2 separate regions of the Homo sapiens genome follow, and region 1 is linked to region 2. The links are chromatin loops, found by intact Hi-C in ENCODE. Cell type or tissue: OCI-LY7. All regions are shown on one strand.

Region 1 (4,000 bases), 360 kb after region 2:
AATATTTCTAGTAGTAGAATAGTACAAAAGCTAAGATTTGTTTTATTCCTTTTCTTTGTGTTATAGATAACTTTGAATTTAATTTTATCTGGAGAGGAAAAGGTGAAAATCAAATTTCCCACCAAAAGGAACTAGTATTCCTTTGAGAAGGGCCAGCTAAGCTTGGGGGCAGCAAATGTACAGGATTGGTCTTAGACATATTTTACTGGAGAGCAGGGCAGCAGTGGTGTCCCAGAACAGCCTTTTATCAGAGATAAAAACTTCATTACTTCATAATGATACTCCCAAAAAGCTTATTGGTCATTTTTGGAGTTTGCTCAGGTATGAACTCAGTCTTCCAAAAGTTGGTTTAAAAAGAAAAAAAAAAGAACCAAGCATTTATCCAGCTTTTCCTATATAAACTGTATTTCATGTAGTCAAATAGATGAGGCAAAAAGTTTTTTATAGAAGAAATTGAGCCAACACATGCAGAGGATGATATTAAAGGATTATTGTGAATTTTGCTAAATGTGATTATGGCATTGTAGCTAGGGTTAAAAAGTTCTTACCTGTTAGAAATATAAAATTTTTAAGCATGAATGATGATGCTCGAAGTTTGCTTTAAACTACTTTTAAAAAAAAGCGGGAATATAGATGAAGATTGGCAAATGTTGCTAATTGTCGAACCTAGGAGACGGTTATACATAGTTTCATCATACTCATCTCTCTACCTTTACTTTTTGAAAGTATCTTCTATAAAAGGTTTTTTTAAAAAAGGTATAAATAGGAATGAACCTTAGATGATTGTTGTTATAACATGAAAATAGAGAAATAGTAAACTAGTAAATTTCCATTTGATCCTCTGCTGGAGTGTAGTGGTGTGATTACAGCCCACTGCGGTCTTGCCTTCCCTGGCTCAAGCAAGCCTCCTTCCTCAGCCTCCCAGTAGTTGGGACCACAGGTGCATGCTGCCATGGCTGGCTCATTTTTTATTTTTTGTAGAGATGGGGTCTTACTTTATTGCTCAGGCTGTTCTCCAACCAACTCCTGGGCTTAAACAATCTGCCTGCCTGGGCCTCCCAGAGTGCTGGGTTTACAGCCATGAGCCACCATACCTGGCATAATTTATTTTTAGAGATAGGGTCTCACCATGTTGCCTAGACTGGCCTTGAACTCCTAGGCTCAAGTGATCCTCTTGCTTCAGCCTCCCAAGTAACTGGGGCTACAGGCGTGAGCCACTGCACAGTAGTTAAGATCGCAGCTCTGGAGGGAGTTACTAGCAGTTGTAACTTTGACAGCTCGTTTAACCTTCCTAAGATTGTGTTTCCTGTCTCTTGAGTAAAATGAGGACAAATTTGTCTCACTGTCACAGAGGATAGAATGGAGACAGTGGAACTAAGAGAAGGTGGCACATGCTAGCTATGCTCAACAAATGTCAGCAAATTTTGTTGAAATGTGGAAGATACTGACAAGAGCAAAGTTTTCAGATCAGCACCAGTAACTTGTCTTACTTAAACCGTTAAAATCACATCTGTTTTGATTTTTCCCCTTTTTCTCTTTTGAGCCTTTTATTGGAAGAGCAGATGCAGTCTGTGCGGGTATGCAGTGCTGCAGTACGAAGTGAATGGCACCCCCTGGAGTTGGGCAGTGCACAACGCTCAGTGCCTTACGTAGGAGGATGGGCTTGACTGAGACTCTGAGCCAGACTCCCTGTGATGATGGTGTCTCCCCCGAGCCTGGCACACAGAGGTGCTTCCCAAGTATTTCTTGTATGAATGAACGAACAGATGAATGGGCCAACCACTGTGCTGGAGCATGTCATTGTGGCCCTGATGAGCTGTAGAAATGGAAGCTTGGGATTAGGGTTTTTCTGTGTGTGTGTCGTGTTTGTTTTTTTTTTTTCCTTTCTGTGGAGATCAGTGCCTCACTCCGTTGCCTAGGCTGGTCTTGGTCTCCTGGGCTCAAGCAATCCTCCTGCCTCTACCTTCCTTAGTGCTAGAATGACAGGCGTGAGCTACTGCACCGGTGTGTAAATTACACGTGTAAATATAGTGGCTTCGAGGCTCTCATGACAGTAATGCTACTCTAACATTCTGATATGCTTTCTAAGTGGGAGAGGGCTGATTTCAGTGAAGAGAAGCGTCGCACAAAGCCAGCTTGTGTCTGTGTCTCCGTGTGTGTTTTGTGTCTCATGTTTCACCACAGTTAATGGGTAGCTTCGCTTTCCAGCCATCAGTGTCATCATCTTCATTTTTCCCCCTTTCCATTTCACTGCCAAACTGTTATCACTGCTGGAGTAAAAGCTAGGAATGCAAGTAGTTTCCCAGTTTATAGCTGGTTGTATCAACCCATGACGTTACTGTTTATGAATTTGAACATTCAAAAAGGCTAATCTTCAAAAAAGCTTAGCAGGATTTTCACAATGACTGACAGATAGTGTCCTGAGGCCCCAATTATGAAGATTCTTATGGTTAAAATTGAGCAAGTTTTTTTTGGAGTACATTGGCACGATCTCGGCTCACTGTAGCCTCTGACTCCTGGGTTCAAGTGATTCTCCTGCCTGCCTCAGCCTCCCAAGTAGCTGAGACTACAGGCGCACACCACCATGCCTGGCTAATTTTTGTAGTTTTAGCAGAAACGGGGTTTCACCATGTTGGCCAGGCTGGTCTCCAATGCCTGACCTCAAGTGATCCGCCCGCCTCGGTCTCTCAAAGTGCTGGGATTATAGGCGTGAGCCACCGAGCCCAATCAAGCAAGTATTTAGCTATGTGCCTGTGTTAGCCTGGGTACTGCGCTAGGTTCTGGGCACAGGGGAATGATTAAGACATGGTTCTACTCTTAAGGGGCTTTATGGTCACCATTAAAAGAGTGGATGTGAGCTCAAGTGTCATTTTGTGTCATGGGGTAAACTGTTCTAACTATTTCAGTCAGGCTTCTGGCAAGACATGGCACAGTCAGCATGAGGGATTGGTGAGGAGTTGAATAAAGGGATTCCCCACAAGGAGAGGGCAGCGTGGAGACCCCCAAAGCCTGATGCAGGATTAGCAACAGCCATGCACTTCTCACTTCCAGGCCTGCGGGAGGGGCAGAGGAGAGGGCTGCCTTGGAGGAAGGGAGGGTTGGAGGACCTGGCCCAGCTGCAGCCGCACCTCAGCGAGGCAACCCGGGGAACACTCCCCATCTCCGCTGTCCCTTTTCATCTTCCTCCTACTGTTGATCCTCATTGCTGAATCCAACCAGAACCTGAGGGTGAGTGTCCGGGTGAAGGGTTGGTATAGGTCAGCCAGGTGGCTGCTGGGGCACAGAGCAGGATAGACAGTGGTTTTCAAGAACAGGTGGAAGATTCCAGCACTGTACTAGTCCTGTGGCTGCTGTAACATGACCACAAACTGGGCAGCTTGCAACAACAGAAACTTAATTCTGTCACAGCTCTGGAGGCCAGAAGTCTGAAATCAGGGTACCCTGTTCCCTCTGGAGGCTCTAGGGGAGGACTCTTCTTTGCCGCTTCCAGCTTCTCATGTGTGCTGGCGTCCTGGGCTTGTGACCACATCATGCTGCCCCCGTCTTCACATGGCTTTCACGTCTGCCTCTGTCTTCTCCATGTGTCTCTTAAAAGGACTCTTGTCGGCCGGGCAGGGTGGCTCACGCATGTAATTCTAACACTTTGGGAGGCCAAGGCGGGCAGATCACTTGAGGCCAGGAGTTTGAGACCAGCCTGGCCAACATGGTAAAACCCCGTCTCTACTGAAAACACAAAAATTAGCCAGGTGTGGTGGCATGCGCCTGTAATCCCAGCTACTCAGGAGGCTGAGGCAGGAGAATCTGAGGCAGGAGAATCGCTTGAACCTGGGAGGCGGAGGTTGTAGTGAGCCGAGATTGCCCCACTGCACTCCAACCTGGGTGACAGAGCCAGACTGCCTCAAAAAAAAAAAAAAAAAAAAAAAGGACTCTTGTCATTGGATTAGGGCCACCTAGATGATTAAAGATGATTGTTTCATTTCCAGATACTTCATTACATTTG
Region 2 (4,000 bases):
AAGTACTCACCAGCCAGTCTCCCCATGCAAACTTTAATGTGCATACAAATCACCTGGGAGTCTTGTGACTTGTGATGCTGGTTCACTAGGTCTGGGGCGAGGCCTGAGGCTCTGCATTTCTTCTTCTTTTTTTTTTAGACGGAGTCTCCGTCACCCTGACTGCTCACTGCAACCTCCGCCTCCCGGGTTCTAGCAATTCTCCTGCCTCAGCATCCCAAGTAGCTGGGATTACAGGTGCCCACCACCACGTCCAGCTTTTTTTTTTTTTTTTTTGTATTTTTAATAGAGATGGGGTTTCACCGTGTTGGTCAGGGTGGTCTCGAACTCCTGACCTCAGATGATCCACAAGCCTCAGCCTCTCAAAGTGCTGGGATTACAGGCGTGAGCCACCTTGCCCGGCGAGGCTCTGCATTTCTAACCAGCTCACAGATGAGGCTGTTGCTGCTGGTCCAGGCCCCACACCCCATGGCAAGGCTAAGTGCTTTAAACAAGGATGCTGCTAGTATTCTGGCACATAGGACTGTTCATTGCTTGATGAGATCCCTGGGATCATGATGGCAATGGTGAAGGCTGAGAAGGTGTAAAGGAGTGTGATGGGAGGGCAAGGAAATCGTCCCAAGAAAAGAATTAAACAAATACTGATTTGAGCTAGCAGAGATGGTGACATGGAAACAAGGAGATTGGGAAACTGGGTCATCTGGGGGAAAAAAAAATAAAAAATGTCACCTCTGTTGTGTTAATGTTCTAGAACAGTGGTGTCCAATAGAAACTAACGCTACTGGGCTGGGCGCGGTAGCTCACGCCTGTAATCCCAGCACTTTGGGAGGCCAAGGCGGGCAGATCATGAGGTCAGGAGATCGAGACCATCCTGGCTAACACGGTGAAACCCCGTCTCTACTAAAAATACAAAAAATTAGCTGGGCATGGTTGCACGTAGCTGTAGTCCCAGCTACTTGGGAGGCTGAGGCAGGAGAATCGCTTGAACCTGGGAGGTGGAGATTGCGGTGAGCCGAGATTGCGCCATTGCACTCTAGCCTGGCAACAGAGTGAAACTCTGTCTCAAAAAAACAAACAAAAAAACAAAACTAATGCTACCCACATGTGAAATTCTAAATTTTCTAGTAGTTACATTAGAAATAATAAATGATGAAATGTATATTTAACCCAATATATCAAAACTATTATTTCCACACGTGATCAACGTTTTATTATTTTGAGACCAGTCTGGCTCCATCACCCAGGCTGGAGTATAGTGGCGCCATCTCAGCTCACTGCAATCTCTGCCTTCCAGGCTCTAGCCATCCTCTCACCGCAGCCTCCTGAGTAGTTGGAACTACAGGCATGTACCAGCATGCCTGGCTAATTTTTGGATTTTTTGTAGAGACGGGGTTTCACCATGTTGCTGTGGCTGGTCTGGAACTCAAACTCAAGCGATCTGCCTTCCTCAGCCTTCCAAAGTGCTGGGATTACAGGTGTGAGCCACTGCACCCAGCCAATATTTTAAAATTGAGATATTCTTTTTTCCCCCTAAATATGAAGGCTTCAAATTCTAGGTTATGGTCATACTTACAGAACATCTCAGTTTGGGCCACATGTGCTGGTGGCTACTTTATGGGACAATGTAGCTCTAGAATCTTGCTACCCAAAGTGTGGTCCACATAGTGGCAAAAGCACCACGTGGAGGATGGTTAGGAATGAAGATTTCAGGCCCTGCTCTGACCTACCAAATGAGAACCTGCAGCCTAACAAGATCCTCAGGTGATGCAGAGGCACATAAAATTTGACAAGCATTGTTCCAGAACACAGGAATCAGCAAGTTCTTCTGATTGCTAGGACAGACACTTTTAAAAGCTTTTCTTTTTCTTTTCTAAAAAAGTAGAGATGGGGTTTCATCATGTTGCCCAGTCTGGTCTCAAACTCCTGAGCTCAAGCAATCTGCCTGCCTCGGTCTCAAAAAGTGCTGGGATTACAGTCATGAGCCACCATGCCCAGCATGTTTCTTATTTATATGACATTTAAGAAACTGAGACAAGAATTCAGGAGGGCTGATTACCTGCTTATTCCGTCTTGTCTCTTCCTTAAGAAGGAGATGAAACCATAGGTCTCAAAACAATGACCTAATAAACAGTTAAGGGCCAAACAACATTGAGCTTAAACAGACCAACGTGCAATGTTGCTGCTTTGAAAAGACAAAACGGCCAGCAGGTGGTGCCAGAAGCTAAGTGAGGGGAAAATGATTTTCTGACAAATGCTTAATAATAATAATTCATGTTTCAAAAATGTGTTTTGGGGCTGGGTGTGGTGGCTCATGACTGTAATCCTAGCACTTTGGGAGGCTGAGGGTGGATTGCCTGAGCTCAGGAGTTCCAGACCAGCCTGGGCAACATGGTGAAACCCCCTCTGTACTAAAATACAAAAAATTAGCCAGATGTGGTGGTGTGCACCTGTAGTCCCGGCTACTCGGGAGGCTGCAGCAGAATAATGGATTCAACCTGGCAGGCAGAGGTTGCAGTGGGCTGAGGTCACACCACTGCACTCCACCCTGGGTGACAGAGTGAGACTCCGTCTCAAAAAAAAAAAAAGTGTTTTGGTGCTGTCTGTAAAATGGTAGTTAAAAAGAAAGTAGCATTTCCCTGTCTTTCACATCCTCCTGTTAGCTCATCCTCCTGCTGTAGGTATCTGAAATCCTTAAGGGCTGAAACCTCTCAAATGGAACCAGTGAGTATTGCTGGTAAGGCTTGAAACAGACCATGCCATTTCCTAGACTTGGGGTTTTACGCTGAAGATAAAGCACCCTTCACTCACAGTAAGTGTTTGCAGATAGTTATTTCTCAAACAAGGAAAGCATAATAGATTGAGCAGGAAATGCAGAGCTGTAGTCTTTGATTTTGGCGGACGGGAGGAAAAAGAGACTACTCTAGGTCTGGTCTAAATTTAACAGGCTTAATGCTTGAATGCTTAATGCTGCAGAATTCAAGAGATAGCTAATGAAGTAAAGAGGAAAACATTCACTTCACACAATCCCAACATCTCGTTCATTTTTATTTTATTTTTGAGCCGGAGTTTCGCTTGTCACCCAGGCTAGAGTGCAATGGCGTGATCTTGGCTCACTGCAACCTCTGCCTCCCAGGTTCAAGTGATTCTCCTGTCTCAGCCTCCTGAGTATCTGGGACTACAGGCACCTGCCATCATGCCCGGCTAATTTTGTATTTTTAGTAGAGGCGGGGGTTTCTCCTGACATCAGGTGATGCGCCTGCCTTGGCCTCCCGTAGTCCTGGGATTACAGGCGTGAGCCACAGTGCCTGGCCCCGTTTATTTTTTTTTAAGCAGAAAACTTTGAATCCACAGAATTACACCTGTGCTATTTGTGTGTATCATATTTCTTCTATTTTTTTTTTTAGCCGGAGTCTCACTCTGTCACCCAGCCTGGACTGCAGTGGCGCAATCTCAGCTCACTGCAACCTCCGCCTTCCAGATTCAAGCAATTCTCCTGCCTCAGCCTCCCAAGTAGCTGGGACTACAGGCGCATGCCGCCACGCTTGGCTAATTTTTTGTATTTTTAGTAGAGATGGGGATTCACCGTGTTTCTCAGGCTGGTGTTGAACTCCTGACCTCAGGCGATCCGCCCGCCTCGGCCTCTCAAAGTGCTGAGAGGTGTGAGCCACCGCGCCCGGCCCCATATTTGTTCTATTTATGGCATCTAACGGGAACTTTATAATTTATCAACTACACTATTAAAACAGAAACACATTAAAAAAGCAGGAATAACAACACTGTATATTTTCTTCCAAAAGTCTCAAAGCCTATATTTCTATTAACGATGCCTTGTGTTTGTTTAGGACTTAAACATATACAAACCAAAGCAGTTTCTTCTTCTTTTTTTTTTTTTTGAGACAGGGTCTCCCTCTGTCACCCAAGTGGAGTGCAGTGGCATAAAAATGGCTCAGTGCAGCCTTGACCTCCTGGGCTCAAGCAAGCTTCTTTGCCTCAGCCTCCCCAG

The links. Hi-C counts contacts between places; a loop is a spot of excess contacts. Peaks named below come from ENCODE experiments on the same cell type or tissue, not always from the same donor. Only the 100,000 strongest peaks of a DNase experiment are listed, where the experiment ranks them.
Region 1: it touches region 2 in a loop (2.8-fold over the local background); 11 of 110 quality-filtered maps call a loop at or near these places.

The regions. Positions count from the first base shown.
Region 1 is chr12:122,878,557-122,882,556 of GRCh38, reverse strand. All of the region lies in intron 1 of VPS37B (VPS37B subunit of ESCRT-I), which reads left to right. Among named protein-coding and RNA genes, the nearest start is that of VPS37B, 16 kb to the left of the region's middle. In OCI-LY7, CTCF peaks have their summits at 1,402 and 1,602 (motif pointing left); a DNase peak (open chromatin) is centred at 1,616.
Region 2 is chr12:123,236,483-123,240,482 of GRCh38, reverse strand. The region is part of intron 1 of MTRFR (mitochondrial translation release factor in rescue); the gene reads right to left. It also overlaps a transcript of MPHOSPH9 not described here. Among named protein-coding and RNA genes, the nearest start is that of MTRFR, 5.0 kb to the right of the region's middle. RefSeq lists enhancers at 2,109-2,308, 2,919-2,968. In OCI-LY7, a CTCF peak has its summit at 2,194 (motif pointing right); a DNase peak (open chromatin) is centred at 2,192; H3K4me3 peaks cover 403 bases; H3K27ac peaks cover 1,377 bases.